Regions from separate parts of the Homo sapiens genome. Here region 1 is linked to region 2. A link is an interaction called in ENCODE POLR2A ChIA-PET data of the cell type or tissue named here. Cell type or tissue: endothelial cell of umbilical vein. All regions are shown on one strand.

What was found. ChIA-PET counts read pairs that join two places held together with the same protein. Peaks named below come from ENCODE experiments on the same cell type or tissue, not always from the same donor. Only the 100,000 strongest peaks of a DNase experiment are listed, where the experiment ranks them.
Region 1: POLR2A ChIA-PET joins it to region 2 with 5 read pairs; 3 of 35 experiments call an interaction of 5 or more read pairs at or near these places.

What each region holds. Positions count from the first base shown.
Region 1 is chr10:110,593,323-110,601,322 of GRCh38, forward strand. It overlaps SMC3 (structural maintenance of chromosomes 3), which reads left to right. Exons shown (of 29, transcript NM_005445.4): 19 at 3,076-3,228; 20 at 4,817-4,968; 21 at 6,332-6,490; 22 at 7,117-7,224; 23 at 7,700-7,808. Among named protein-coding and RNA genes, the nearest start is that of SMC3, 30 kb to the left of the region's middle. In endothelial cell of umbilical vein, a CTCF peak has its summit at 7,378 (motif pointing left); DNase peaks (open chromatin) are centred at 4,339 and 7,359.
Region 2 is chr10:110,980,476-110,988,475 of GRCh38, forward strand. It overlaps SHOC2 (SHOC2 leucine rich repeat scaffold protein), which reads left to right. Exons shown (of 9, transcript NM_007373.4): 3 at 5,153-5,290. Among named protein-coding and RNA genes, the nearest start is that of MIR548E, 4.4 kb to the right of the region's middle. In endothelial cell of umbilical vein, no CTCF peak of the experiment used is centred here; no DNase peak of the experiment used is centred here.

The DNA of each region.
Region 1 (8,000 bases), 390 kb before region 2:
GCACTTTGGGAGGCTGAGGCGGGTGGATCACCTGAAGTCAGGAGTTCAAGACCAGCCTGGCTAACGAGGCGAAACCCTGTCTCCATTAAAAATACAAAGATTAGCTGGGTGTGGTGGTGTGCACCTGTAGTCCCAGCTACTCAGGAGGCTGGGGCAGGAGAATTGCTTGAACCTGGGAGGCAGTGGTTGCAGTGAGCCGAGATCACGCCACTGCACTCCAGCTTGGGTGACAGAGCGAGACTCTGTCTCAAAAAACAAAGAGACATATAATCTGTATAATATGTCAGTTGAGCTGTATGCATGTCTGATTAATATATCTTACAGTATTTTGGAGACATTCTGGTTTTGAGAGTATTCGAAAAATTCATCCTTTGCCTTTGGCCGGGCATGGTGGCTCACATCTATATATAACCCCAGCACTTTGGGAGGCTGAGGCAGGTGGATAACTTGAGGAGGGAATTCAAGACTAGCCTAGCCAACATGGTGAAACCCCATCTCTACTAAAAATACAAAAAATTAGCTGGGTGTGGTGGCGCACACCTGTAATCCCAACAACTCAGAAGGCTGAGGCATGAGAATGGCTTAAACCTGGGAGGCAGAGGGTGCAGTGAGCCAAGATCACACCCCTGCACTCCAGCCTGGGTGATAGAGCAAGATCCTGTCTCAAAAAAAAAGAAAAATTTATTTTCAATTATTTTATAGTTTTTTAAATAGTTGGTTTGTTCAATTAAGAGTCCAGACAGGGTTCGTACTTGATATTTAGTTGATGTCTCTGAAATGTGATCATATAGCAGGGGTTCTTAACCTTTTTTGCAGTGTGGACTGCTTTGGCTGTTTGAAGCATATGGATCCTTCACAATTTTTTTTTTAATTTTTAAATTTATTTTTTTTTTACTTTTTTCCACAACAAAAGCCACATTCAACACAATTTTTAATGCATAAATTAAAATACTTTGGATCACAAAGGAGATGAATTGTATTCGCATGGTTATTATTTTAAAAAATATTATATAATTATTTAATGTATTCAAAAAACAAGATAGTAGTGGGTCTAATAGCTACCATAAGTTTGAAGTACTGATACATGTAAACAATATTTTGACATCTGACAAGTGTTACCTAATATGAAAATAGCTCTTCTTTTGGTAGTCACAGATACTAATACTACTACTGTGGTTCTTGTCGTGTTCGTTATAGAAGGGAAATGCTAAATCTCATTTTGAGGTTAATAAAAATAAAGATGTAAATTTTTTTCCTACTCAGATCACAGATCTTCTGAATTTTATCTTTGAAATCCAGGTTAAGAACCTCCAGTATATAGGTTTAGTTTACCTGCCCTCAATTTTTTTTTTCCTCTTTATTTGTTGAAGAAAGCAGGTAAACCCATCTCCCCCCAAGCTTTGTTTCTGTATATGTACGTTTTGTTGTGGTTGTTTTTGAACCATCCAAGAATAAGTAAAACATCATGTCATGTCATCTCTAAAATTTAAGCATGCATCTCCTAACAATAAGAACATTCTTTTGTATAGCCACAGTATCATTGTTACACCTAAGAAATTTAACATTAACCTAATATCCTCTAAAAAGTATCCATATTCAAGTTTTCTCAATTATCCTAAAATATTTTTCTATTTAGGATTAAATCAAGTATGCATATAGTGTCTTCTCTTTATTTTTTTTTTTTGAGATGGAGTTTCGAGCCCAGGCTGGAGTGCAGTGGCATGATCTCAGCTCACTACAACCTCCGCCTCGCAGGTTCAAGCGATTCTCCTGCCTCAGCCTCCCAAGTAGCTGGGATTACAGACATGCGCCACTATGCCCGGCTAATTTTGTATTTAGTAGAGACGGGGTTTCTCTATGTTGGTCAGGCTGGTCTCGAACTCCTGACCTCAGGTGATCTGCCTGCCTCAACCTCCCAAAGTGCTGGGATTACAGGCATGACCACCATGCCCGGTCTAGATTCTTTAAATATAAGACAGTTCCTCCTGCTCCCTTCTCCCCACCCAGAGAAATCCAGAAAAGTTCCATTTTCTGGATTTGTCTTATTGCTTCCTCATCATTGTTTAAATATTGTTGGCATGAATGCTACATGAATGATATGTACTTATGGTGTCATATAATGTGTCCCATTGTTAGTGATACTAGGTTTGATCACCTGCAGATCTCTCCGTTGTAAAGGTATCCCTTTGCCCCTTTGTAATTTAATAATATGTGAGATTATTCTTCAAGTCAGGTTCTCCCAACAACTTCAGTTGCTTTAGCACTTTGTTGACTCTTGCCTGAATCAGTTGTTACACTGGGGGGTTTCAAAATGGTGATTCATAAATTCTGTTATTGCTGCTGCATTTATTAGCTGTCACTCTTCTGTAGAAAAGAGTCTCCAATTTTCATTTTTTAAAAAAGTATCACTGTGATTCATGAATTTTTTTTTTTTAATTCAATATGTTATTACATTGGTATTGTTATTTTGATGCTCAAATTTTCCCAAATATGGCCAGTGGAAATTTCAAGCTAGGTCCTGTGTCCTACTAATATTTCCTCTTTAGTCTTCACTTCCTTCCCCTCTGGTAGATGTTCAGGTTCAACTGGAGGTTCTTTTTTTTTTTTTTTTTTTTTTAAAGACTGCAAATTTTGGCTGGGCACAGTGGCTTGACTCTGTAATCCTAGATACTTAAGAGGCTAAAGCATGAGGATCACTTGAGGGCAGGAGTTCGAGAACCGCCTGGGCACATAGCAAGACCTGGTCTCTACAAAAAAGGTGTGGTGGTGCACACCTGTAGTCCTAGCCACTCAGGAGGCTGAAGCAGGAGGATCACTTGAATCCAGGAGTTTGAGGTTGCAGTGAGCTATGACCGCACCACTGCACTCCAGCCTGAGCAACAAGAGCAAGACCCTGTCTCAAAAAAAAAAAAAAAAAAAATCTAGCATTGAAAAGCAAAATTTTTTCAGGGTGGTTTAAATTACTTTCAATTCTCATTATCTACTTAAAGCCTGTAGGTTAGTTTTTTTGTTATAAGTCAATTTATCATTGAATAAAAAAGTTGTACAGACCTATTACATATGTTTTGTTTATAGGTGACCAAGTCAGCCATCGGGGTGCTCTAACTGGGGGTTATTATGACACAAGGAAGTCTCGACTTGAATTGCAAAAAGATGTTAGAAAAGCAGAAGAAGAACTAGGTGAACTTGAAGCAAAGCTCAATGAAAACCTGCGCAGAAATATTGAAAATATCTTTTTGTTTTGTGCATAGTGATAGATATTGTGGGGGAAGAACTGTGTTTTGGTTGCCATATATAATCTTTTGTTTTTTCACATATTAAAAATTTCTTGTGTTTTAAGTTCAAGAGCTTATGTTTGTTTAGCTTTTGAAGACTAAAAGCTATTTTAATGATTCTTTGCTTAAGTGTTAAGTAGCTAATACCATGAAGTCACTTGGAAGAAAAGAACCCATAGAACACAAAAATAAAGGTTGTATCAGGCAAAGAAAGAGGAAACTGAGAAGGATCAGTTTGTGAATTGTACAAGTAAAACCTTGGTAGTTTTTTTTTTTTTCCCTTCTTCCCTGTTGAATTTATGTAAGCAAGAGATACTGTTTTAAGGAAGAGAGTGGGGGCGGCATCAGTAATGTTACATATTGCTTAGAAGTCAAATATATAAGGACTGGCATTTTATTGTACTTGTACAGTGGCACAGGCCTGTAGTCCCAGCTACTTGGGAGGCTGAGGCAGGAGGATCACTTGAGCCTGGGAGGTGGAGGTTGCGGTGAGCTGAGATCACACCACTGCACTCCAGCCTGGGTGACAAAGTGGGACCCTGTCTCAAAAAAAAAAAAAAAGGTGACAGGGGAGGGTGAAAAATGTTAGATTTTACTGTCTTGAAGTTATTTGGTGCAGATTTAATGTTAGTGGAGGAAATGGCTGTCAGATAACCAAGTCGGAGTAGCCATAGTTTTTTTTTTTACATAAAAATGGTGCTGCATGAGGAGTGGTTAGTTCAGTTCACAAATGAAACAATTGTATATGTGGATTTTCTTAAAACCACCATGGTGCTTTGGTATAAGAAGTACTTTATGTGTGCTTTCCATTTTGCCACACAAGTTGAAAAATATAGGTACTTGAGCATCAAGAATAGATATAAAGTTAATGATTTTTAACTGCTTCAGGTGAAACTGGAATTTTTTTAAAACTGCAGATTTATAACTTCTGTGCCATCAGTGCAAGCACAGAAAAAGAAAAATAAGCACCTGAGCTTTGACCTTGCAGGGGTCTGCATATCGCACTTTAAAGAACTGCCTGAATTTGGCAAGATGTTAACACAAAGAGCGTATGGGGAAATACTGAGGAAAAGGAGGATGTTGACAGTGTATACCAGCTGTCTTCCTGTGTTTGATAATCCAGCTAGATTGAATTATTCCACACATGGCAAGAACTCTTCATACATAAACCCTTAACATAGTGCCTTAAGCATAGTAACAGTAAACATTTGTTGAATGAAAAGATATTTAAAAGTATGTAATATTGTTAGATTTCACCTAACCTCCTTTATGGTTTTCCAAGAATTTGTTTTGTATAACTTTTAGTAAAACAGTATACATGTTATTCTGAGAGTGAAATGGGGTGAAATGTTTCAAGCTTCTTTATGATTGAATGCATTTTGGGTAATATAGTTCAGCATTGTTTTGGTCCATAAATTTGAGGACATAAATGTTATTTGGGGGTAAAGAAAAGGAAGGGATACATGGTGTTGTGTCTAAAAAGAATTAAGAACATACGATATATTTACAACCTGGAGATAATTTTCCTTAGCCTTGTATATGGATTAATAATGAAATTGATCAGTTGATGAACCAAATGCAACAGATCGAGACCCAGCAAAGGAAATTTAAAGCATCTAGAGATAGCATATTATCAGAAATGAAGATGCTAAAAGAGAAGAGGCAGCAGTCAGAGAAAACCTTCATGCCTAAGGTTCGTAAGTATATCTTTGGTTATAGATCGATTGTTACAGATTAATAATATGGAAATATGAATCATACATTATATGGGTTATCCTTGAATTTTATGTTTCATTTTTGTTTGGACCCATACTTTTTTTTTTTGAAGACAGAGTCTCTTTCTGTCTCACCCAGGCTGGAGTGCAGTGGTGCGTTCTCAGCTCACTGCAGCCTCCACCTCCTGGGTTCAAGCGATTTTCCTGTCTCAGCCTCCTGAGTAGCTGGGACTACAGACATACGCCACCACATCCGGCTAATTTTGTGTTTTTAGTAGACATGGGGTTTCACCATGTTGTCCAGGCTTGTCTCAAACTCCTGACCTCAGATGATCCACCTGCCTTGCCCTCCCGAAGTGCTGGGATTACAAGTGTGAGCCACTGTGCCCAGGCTAGACCCATACTTTTGGATATCTACATCTATTTTACCATTCTTAAACCCATGGATACCCAAAGTCTCCTATTGTTGGCACGTTCAAACTTTCCACCTTCATTGAACAAATAGGCATTTGAAGCTGTGACATAAGAGTACTGTCTGATGGTCAGTTTTTGTCAGTAACCATTTTTATCTGAAGCACAATGGAATTAGTTGAATATTTGATTCCGTTTTGTCCAGATTGTATTAAAATTAGAAAGCAAACTTATAAGTGATAGTGTGTTATTGGTCTCATAAACTTGACAGTTTTGACAAATCTTTTACTTAGTATAATACTAAAACTACAAAGAGCTTAAAAAAAAAAAAAAAGATGTGCCTACAGTTGTACCATCCCAACCATATTCTGACAACTTTTTATTTTTTGAGGGGGATGGAGTCTCGCCCTATCGCCCAGGCTGGAGTGCAATGGCGTGATCTCGGCTTACTGCAACCTCCACTTCCTGGGTTCAAGCAATTCTCCTGCCTCGGCCTCCAGAGTAGCTGGGATTGCAGGCGTGTGCCTCCACACCCAGCTAATTTTTGTATTTTCAGTATAGACGGGTTTCACCATGTTGGCCAGGCTCGTCTCGAACTCCTGACCTCGTGATCCACCCACCTTGGCCTCCCAAAGTGCTGGGGTTACAGGCGTGAGCCACTGCGCCCGGCAACTTTTTGTTCTTATAATATGCCTGAAGATTTTTGTATAGTTTAATCATGGAATATGATCTGCCCCACCCTGCCCCACCTATACTATTACATCATATTTTTCTTGTTGCTAGAGTCCTAATTACCAAATTAATAGGCACCTAATATTTGAGTTGATATGTCTATATATTTAGCTCAATCAAATATAGATTGTTTTAAAATTTTCACTATAAGTAATACAGTGGCTAATACCTTACTAATAAATGGATAATGTCATATAGCAACGTAGCTTACAGAGTTTGGAGGCAAGCTTGCATGCTATGGAGTCTACCAGAGAGTCATTGAAAGCAGAACTGGGAACTGATTTGCTTTCTCAACTGAGTTTGGAAGATCAGAAGAGAGTAGATGCACTGAATGATGAGATTCGTCAACTTCAGCAGGTAAGTAGACAGCTGACTGGAAAAAGAATTCGTTAGTAATTGGCTATTGTGAAAAGGGCCTTTCTTGCTAACTAGGGCAATATGAAAGAAAAGAACTGAGAAAATATTAAAATGAGGCTTGGACTTTTAATATACATAGGAGTAAATAAGATTTTGTTTTTCTAAACCAATCTAGCTAGGTTAGGATTATACAAGAAATTTTCATTTCCTTAAAATTTAGTTAATTAGCATTACTTATTAGTTGTAAGTATTGCTATGAGTTTGAGCTTGTTAGCCTTACCATATTTATCTTACTGCCTTTACATATTTAATGTTTTGATCAAGCATTTTAATTGATTTTTAAAACTGCATAGATGTAAACTACCAACACCGATTCTAAAAAATGAAAAGCATTTAAAGAAACTGTTTTTGACAGCATGCGTTATAAAAAGGGCCAGCCACAAAAATTTAACATTATGAATTGATAAGAGAAAAATGAAGAAAGTATAGGGCTTTTTTGAAGAATATAACATATTAAACTTCATTTCAGCTCACATGAGCACAAGTACTAGAGAGGACAGCAAATGAGCACCATTCCTGTGTGTGAAATGTACATGCTTATATAGACAACTTTTTCTTAATTCTAGGAAAACAGACAGTTGCTAAATGAAAGAATTAAATTAGAAGGTATTATTACTCGAGTAGAGACTTATCTCAATGAGAATCTGAGAAAACGCTTGGACCAAGTAGAACAGGTGTGTATGTGTTTTTTTTTTTTTTTTTAAGGGCTCCTTGGTGGCCATGACCTATTGCAAGTGGTTATATCAGAGGCTCTGATTGAAAGCATGGGCTTTGGGGACAGAAAGCTTAGTGTCTTGTGGGCCTTGGGTTGGAATTCTGCCACCTAGTGTGTGATTTTGGACAAGTCACTATTTCTAAGCCTCAGTTTCTTGTGTGAATTAAGCATTATCATACTTGTTTTATATAATTGCTATCCTGACACATTCTAAGTACTTTGTTAATATTTTTTCAGTGGTGGTTAGATGCTTAGAAATTTTCTAGTAATTGTGTCTTTTTTTTCTTCCCTTTAATGGATACTTCTAAGTATTTGTAATTATATGATGTATTTATATTTTTTTGTTTTCTTGAATGTTTATTCAGACAATAGCCATAGAAAATGTTGGCAGTCATAACATTTGAAACTAATGGAATTTGTATTTTTTGTTACAGGAACTTAATGAGCTGAGAGAGACAGAAGGGGGTACTGTTCTCACAGCCACAACATCAGAACTTGAAGCCATCAATAAAAGAGTAAAAGACACTATGGCACGATCAGAAGGTGAATTTTTATGTAGTAAAATTTTGTTTATATGCATGTTTTATAAAATTGTTTACTACAGAATGAAATGTCCAAATAGGCAGAAGCATATGCTAATGATTTTTTGTTTTCCATTATAAACAATGTATAGCAAATGGAATTTAGGAAGTTGACTATAAATAGTAACTTTTGTTTTACTGAAATGTTTATGAC
Region 2 (8,000 bases):
TCCACTGCCATTGAGGTAGTATAGACCTTCACACTATTTCTCGTGGGCTAATTGCAGTAGCTTCAACCTAGGCTCTGTGTTTTTTATTTGTCTTTCTCAAGTCCATCCATTCAAACCTAGAGAAAACAGACTTTTTAGAACAGTACTCTGATTATCATGGTTTGCTTCAAAACTTTAAATTGTGCTTTATTATCTGGTCAAAATGGTCTAGATTCCTTAGGTTGATATTTAAGACCCTAGATTTCTCACTTTGTTCCCCTCCTCTCCTTATTGCTTATTTTCCCTCCCAATCCCCTGGGTCTCAGTTCAAATATGCTTTTTTTTTTCACCCCAACTTCCCCCAACAGTCAGTTCCAACTTCCTTTCCTTATGTGTTTTCTTGTTGTTGTTTACAGCAGTTATCACATTCTGACACTTTATTTCCTTATTTTATGATTCCCCACTCCATGCACACTACAGTGTAAGTTTCATGTGGATGGAAACTTGCTTTGTTTCCTGCACTGCTGAATCTTTCATGTAGATGGAAACTTGTTTCATTTCCTGCACTGTTGAATCTCTAGTAGGTGCACAGTAAGTTTTTCTTTCATGAATGAGTCAGTGAAATGGGTCACCACCTTAAAGATAAAGAACTTTGTGAATGGCCATGAAGATCCAAAAGAATGGCTCTTTAATGGTGAAATTTTATAAGCAAGCAGTGAAGGACCTATTTGGAGCAGAGACTCTCTAGCCTCCCTCAAATCACATTATAGTCTTTTTACGAATTGTAAGTTTCATGAATACAAACATTTAGTATATTGTAGTCTGTTTCTTCAGTGCCCAGTATTGTGTCTGGAAAAAGAGAATGTACATATCAATAATTTTTTGTCTGAATGAATGAATTAATGCAGTAAGTGTTCCTACCAAGCTCCCAGCTGTGGCTTCTACTCCTGGTGACTCTGCATCACATTTCTCTCCAGTTCTGGGGCAGAGGTTTGTCCTTAGATCTCAAAAGGATGTAAGAAAAGTTGATAATCTTCACTTTGTTCAGCCTTTTTCTTGTGAGGACAGGAACGATGACTTCAAAATTTTTTATGTGTTAGATTGGAAACTGGAAGTCGGCTGTAAGTTTTTATAGAAGATTTTTACTAAATTGAGGTAATTCCCCACTGTTTCTAAATTGGTGACAGTTTTTAACATGAATGCATTTTGAATTTGTTAAAAGTTTTCCTTGTATGAATCATCAAATGATCTTACTTCTTTAGACTGTTGATATGGTAAATAACATTGATTGATTTTCAAATATTAAACCCACCTTGCATATCTGGAATTAATCCTAATCATTCTCGGTCATGATGTATAATCCCTTTTATATTGTTGAATTCAGTTTTCTTATTTATTTATTTATTTATTTATTTATTTTTTTAAGTTTTAGGGTACATGTGCACATTGTGCAGGTTAGTTACATATGTATACATGTGCCATGCTGGTGCGCTGCACCCACTAACTTGTCATCTAGCATTAGGTATATCTCCCGATGCTATCCCTCCCCCCTCCCCCCACCCCACAACAGTCCCCAGAGTGTGATGTTCCCCTTCCTGTGTCCATGTGATCTCATTGTTCAGTTCCCACCTATGAGTGAGAATATGCGGTGTTTGGTTTTTTGTTCTTGAGATAGTTTACTGAGAATGATGATTTCCAATTTCATCCATGTCCCTACAAAGGACATGAACTCATCATTTTTTATGGCTGCATAGTATTCCATGGTGTATATGTGCCACATTTTCTTAATCCAGTCTATCATTGTTGGACATTTGGATTGGTTCCAAGTCTTTGCTATTGTGAATAATGCCGCAATAAACATACGTGTGCATGTGTCTTTATAGCAGCATGATTTATAGTCCTTTGGGTATATACCCAGTAACGGGATGGCTGGGTCAAATGGTATTTCCAGTTCTAGATCCCTGAGGAATCGCCACACTGACTTCCACAATGGTTGAACTAGTTTACAGTCCCACCAACAGTGTAAAAGTGTTCTTATTTTTCCACATCCTCTCCAGCACCTGTTGTTTCCTGACTTTTTAATGATTGCCATTCTAACTGGTGTGAGATGGTATCTCATTGTGGTTTTGATTTGCATTTCTCTGATGGCCAGTGATGATGAGCATTTTTTCATGTGTTTTTTGGCTGCATAAATGTCTTCTTTTGAGAAGTGTCTGTTCATGTCCTTTGCCCACTTTTTGATGGGGTTGTTTGTTTTTTTCTTGTAAATTTTCTAATATTTTGTTGAGAATTTTTGTGTCTTAAGTTCCTGACATAGAAATCTCATGAGAGACATTGATTTATAGTTTTCTTTTTTGTACTGTCTTTGATTTTAATATCAAGGTAATACCTCATAAAATGAGTTTGAAATTGTTTCCTCTATTTTTTGGAAGACATTGCATAAAATCGGTGTTAATTCATTTCTAAGCATTTGGTAAAAGTCTGCAGTGAAGCCATCTGGACCTAGAATTTCTTTTTTGAAAAACTTCTTAGTTACAAATATTTATTTAATGGCAGTAGTACTATTCAGGTTTTCTGTTTCATCTTGATTGAGTTTTGGTAGTTTGTGGCTTTGAAATAATTAGGTTATATCTTATAAGTTTTTGAATTTATGATTTTAATTACAAAGATTTTTGTAATATGTCCTTTTTATCTTTTTAAACACCATAGGATCAGTATTCCTTTTTTTTATTGCTAATATTTGAAATATGTGCCTTCTCCCTTTTTTATCTTTGTAAGTCATGGCAGAGGGCTATAAACATTGATTTTTTTCCACCAAAAAACTATCTTATATTTACATTATTCTCTTCCTTTTTTCATTTTTATTGATTTATACTCTTATTTTTATTACCTTCCTTTTGCTTGCTTGGACTTATTTTTATCTTTTTCTGTTTTCTTGAGATGGAGACTTAGATTACTGATTTGAGATCCTGCCTCTTTTGTAAGGTAAAAATTTAGTGCTATAAACTTCCCTCTTAGCACTAGCTTAGCTATGTCCCATAAGTTTTTTTATTATAAAATATGCATAACATATAATTTATCATTTTAGCCATTTTTACTTGTAGAGTTCACTGGCATTAAGCACATTGACATTGCTGTGCAACGATTACCATTATTCATCTCCAGAACATTTTCGTCATCTGAGACTGAAACTCTGTACCTGCTGAACAATAAGTCCTCATTCCCCTCTCTCCTCAGCACCTACTAACCACGGTTCTGCTTTCTGTCTCTATGAATTTGACTATTCCAGGTACCTCATATAAGAGGGATCATAAAATTGTTTTTTTGTGTGTGGCTTATTTCACTTGGTTTATAATGTTTTCCAGGTTTATCCATGTTTAGCACCTATCAGAAATGTATTCAAGTCTGTATAATACTCCGTTATATAAACATACCACATTTTGGTTATTCATTCGTTAATAGACACTTGGGTTGTTTCCACATTTTGATTATTGTAAATAATGCTGCCATGAACATTGGTGTACAATTACCTGTTTGTGTCCCTGCTTTCAGTTCTTTTCGATATATACCTTGAAGTTGAATTGCTGGATTATATGGTAATTTTATGTTTAATTTTTTGAAGAACCACTGTACAGTTTTTCACAGCAACTGTACCATTTCCCAACAGCAATGCACAAAGGTTCCGATTTCTCCACATCCTCACTAGTACTTGTTATTTTCTATTTTTTGATAATAGCCATCCCAGTGGGTATGAAGTGGTATCTTGTTGTGATTTGCATTTCCCTAGTGATTACTGATGTTGAGCGTCTTTTCATGTGTTTATTGCCCACTTGTATATCGTTAGAGAAATATCTATTGAAGTCCATTGCCCATTTTAAAATTGGCTTCTTTGAGGTTTTTTGTGGTGGTCTTGTTTTATTGTAGTTCTTTATATATTTTTGGATATTAATCCATTATGAGATATATGATTTGCATATATTTTCTCCCACTATATAGGTTGCCTTTTCACTCTTCATAGTATCCTCTGATGCACTAAAGTTTTAAATTTTGATAAAATCTAACATCGATTTTTCTTTTTTTATTATGTATAGCTTAAAAATGTGTTCCACACCCATTCTTCAGAGTTCTGTAGTTTGTGCTTTTCTGTATCTCCAACCTCTGCCTTAAAAAATAATAATAAATAGAAAAATCTTGACAAGACCAATTAAAAATGAAAAGGTTTTTTAAAGCTCAGTAACACTGCAAGTAATTTAAATTGCCAATACAGAGCTTTCAACCAGAATGGAAAGGGAGAAATATACCTTATTTTCTGTTCTTTTAGAGTCCTAGTAAATTGAGAAGCAGTTTTTATTTGTAAATGTCAATTTATGCATTTATATAACATCAGAACACATGCATATTTGAAAGCATATATGAGATTTCATATTTGAAAGCTGGATGTAGCTCACAATCAACTTGAACACCTTCCAAAGGAGACTGAAAACAGTACACAGATAACCAACTTTGGCAACACAGTGAACTGCTAGACCTCCTAGATACTATAGGCATGAGAGGAAAAAGAAGATACTGATAGCTATTAATAGCTAACTGGATATTAAGAAGATTATCTTGATCCATTTTGGTAGTGAAAATTCAAGATTAAAATTCACAATTATCAAAGTTGTAAAACTTTTAAGATAATATTTTAAAATCACTTTTCCATTTCCATTTATTTCCATGTCTTGAGGTAGATTATGACCCTCAAACTGAACTCAAGGTGTATCTGATATTATTGTGCTGAATTTGGTTAACAAAATCAGTACTTCAAATTTTGGAATATATGTAAACATTTGTGGCTGAATTGGTTACTTAAAGAGGTTGGAAAAGTAATCATTCAGAAACAACATTTTAATTTTATCAGATGTCATCTTGAAGTAGTGGTTTCAGATTTGTGGTTGACTTAGTTTTTGAGAAAATACAATTGTGATACAGAAAAAAGAAGTTTTTATTTTCTGGCAATGCAAGTATGTTCACTAAATGATTTAAAATTTTAAAATAAAAGTTGCCTATCTAATAAGGTTATGTTTCCCGTTGTTTGTGTTCAGAAATTATAGATTTATTTTCTTGCTTAGAAGTATTATCTAGTATGTTCTTTAATAATGCTTATTGAATTTTTATGTTGGTCAATTTACAGGTGAATTATGTAACCTCATTACGCTGGATGTAGCTCACAATCAACTTGAACACCTTCCAAAGGAGATTGGAAACTGTACACAGATAACCAACCTTGACTTGCAGCACAATGAACTGCTAGACCTCCCAGATACTATAGGTATGAGAGGAGAAAGGAGATATTGATAGCTGTTAATAGCTAACTGGATATTAATAGGACTATTTTTGATCCATTTGGTAATGAAAATTCAGGAGTAAAATTCACAATTACCAAAGTTGTAAAACTTTTAAGATAATATTTTAAAATCATTTTTCATTTCCTTTTCTTGGCAAAGAAAATAGGTTTTAGGAAATGAGCCCAATGGGATTATAAAAGAGAGAGAATATTGAGTTACATGTATATATATTCTGTCATAGTTTGAATTGCAAAATGGGTGGCTTTTTCTATTTCTGCTTATTTCTGAGTTGCATGTTATTATACTGGGTGTGGTCCTTTCTTTGCTAAAGTATTCCATACTGAAAAATAAAACCATTGCTATTTAGTTTTTTAAACATGGCCAATATACTTTAAAGTTTGTTTATCTGTAATACTAAGGGGATAAGCAAGGAGATGACTTGAAGTTCAAAATATGTTTTATAGACTTAGCCAAATTGCAAAAAATTGAATTGAGCTGTGATATGTTTTGTGTTTATGTAGTCTTATTTTTCCGATTGCCCATAAATTTATACCAGTAAAGTGAATTTTAAAAATTCTGATGCCTTTTTAGTTATTAATGTGGTATAAGGATACTATAATGTTTATTTAGAAAAATTACATCTCTACTTAATTTACATAATTTCAGTCATGAATATTTAGTATTTTAATTTTTTAATTTTTATTTTTTTTGAGACAGAGTTTCACTCTGCCTCTCAGGCTGGAGTGCAGTGGCGTGATCTTTGCTCACTGCAGCCTCCGCCTCCTGGGTTCATGCGATTCTCCTGCTTCAGCCTCCTGAGTAGCTGGGACTACAGGCGTCCACCACCACGCCTGGCTAATTTTTTTCTATTTTTAATAGAGATGAGGTTTCACTATGTTGGCCAGGCTGGTCTTGAACTCCTGACCTCAGGTGATCTGCCTGCCTCTGCCTCCCAAATTGCTGGGATTACAGGCCTTAGCCACCGTGCTTGGTCCAGTCATGAATATTTTAGAGGCATGATTACTAAATCATTTGAGGCCTGTGATGATGTTATCTTTCTCCAGAAGAGTTTTTGTCTGCCTCTGTTGGGTACCTAGTAGAGAGGGGATCACTTCAATCAATTCGTGTTCAAGGCTTGAGATGTGTGTGGTCCCCCAAGTGATTAAAAGTTTTGCTGCAGGCTAACTGGATGACTATTTTATTTCCAGTTCACCCTTACTGGTAGGGTGCAGCTCTAGAGGGTCCCAGTTGAGGTTGATGACTAGAGTCCCCACCCTTGGCAGGCCCTAGATTTTGACTCTTGCTGGAAAAATAACTTAGCCTTTTAGCTGCATCTTCCAGTTAGGGCTGTGTTCTTAGGACAGAATTATCTCCATTGTTTTGCTTGTATCTGGGTTCCCAGCTTGTTTCTGTTCTGGTGCTTAGTCATTACGTTGTTAACTCTCTGATTTTGGTTTTGGAAGATGTTTTTATTTATTTATTTTTTTATTGGGAGAATTTATTTGAATTACCTACCATTACTTGAAACAAAGCAGTTGTTAGGGAATTTCTTAGCAGGGTTGAGTAGATTGTCTTAGGTTATACAGGACAATTATTTACAGAAAAGCAAGCTGAGACATGGATGTAATAAATAGCCGTTAGAATCTATGTTTCCCTGATTTTTGGCCCATGACACTATCGTATTACTATTTGTAGTGGAAAGAGATTACATATTCTAGTTAACTGGTTTATGGTTTAGATGTCCCTCTGAAAGGCAAGATTGTCTCCAACACATAATGAATTATTCTATTAATATCCAAAATAAATATTCTACTAAATGTCCTGTATAAAATAAGAGAATCAGATTTCTGGTTCAAGATAATAAGGACCAAGCACAATTATTTCATGCTTTTTTTTCTCTTTAAAATCTATTGAAATGGCCAAGATGAACAAGGAGATGTGACCTTAGGAGAAAAAAAACATAGGATATTTAAACTGCATGTTTAAAACATGATGAGGCTGATACAAAAAGGGAACAAAGAATAAAATACAATTCTTAGAGATATGTTTGCCAAATCAAATTTAATGGAAAATTCCATATAACCAAATGAACACAGCCAGAGACCAAAGTGATGATCTCTAGGATAAATTAAAAGTCCCCTAGAATCTAGATCAAAAAGAAATGTATACAAAAGAAGTGAAAAGTTAAAAAGTCATGGCAGATAGGACTAGACGTTCCAGAAGGCCAAATAGTGGTGATAGTTATAAAATATAATTTTATAATGTTTCCCTGAACTTGATAAAAACCCGGATAATAAGACCAAAATTGCTTACCAAGAAGAAATAAATTAAAAAGTTACATTCTGGTGGTAGTTTTAAATATTAGATGTATTTGTTTTGAATAAATAATAAATTCACATGTAATGTTATACAACCTATCTTTACCTGGTTTTTGGTTTCAGGGTAATGCTGGCTACGTATGTTCAATTTTTGGAATAGTTTGTATGAAATTGCATTATTTCTTCCTTTAATATTTGATAAAATTCACCAGTGAAGCCATCCAGGACAGGACTTTTCTTTATGGGAATTTGTTTTAAAGCAATTTCAATTACTTTAATAAATATAGGGCTATTCAGGTTATCACTTTCTTCTTCAGCAAACTTGGTCATATGGGTCTTTCAAGGAATATATTTGTTTTATTTCAATTATCACATT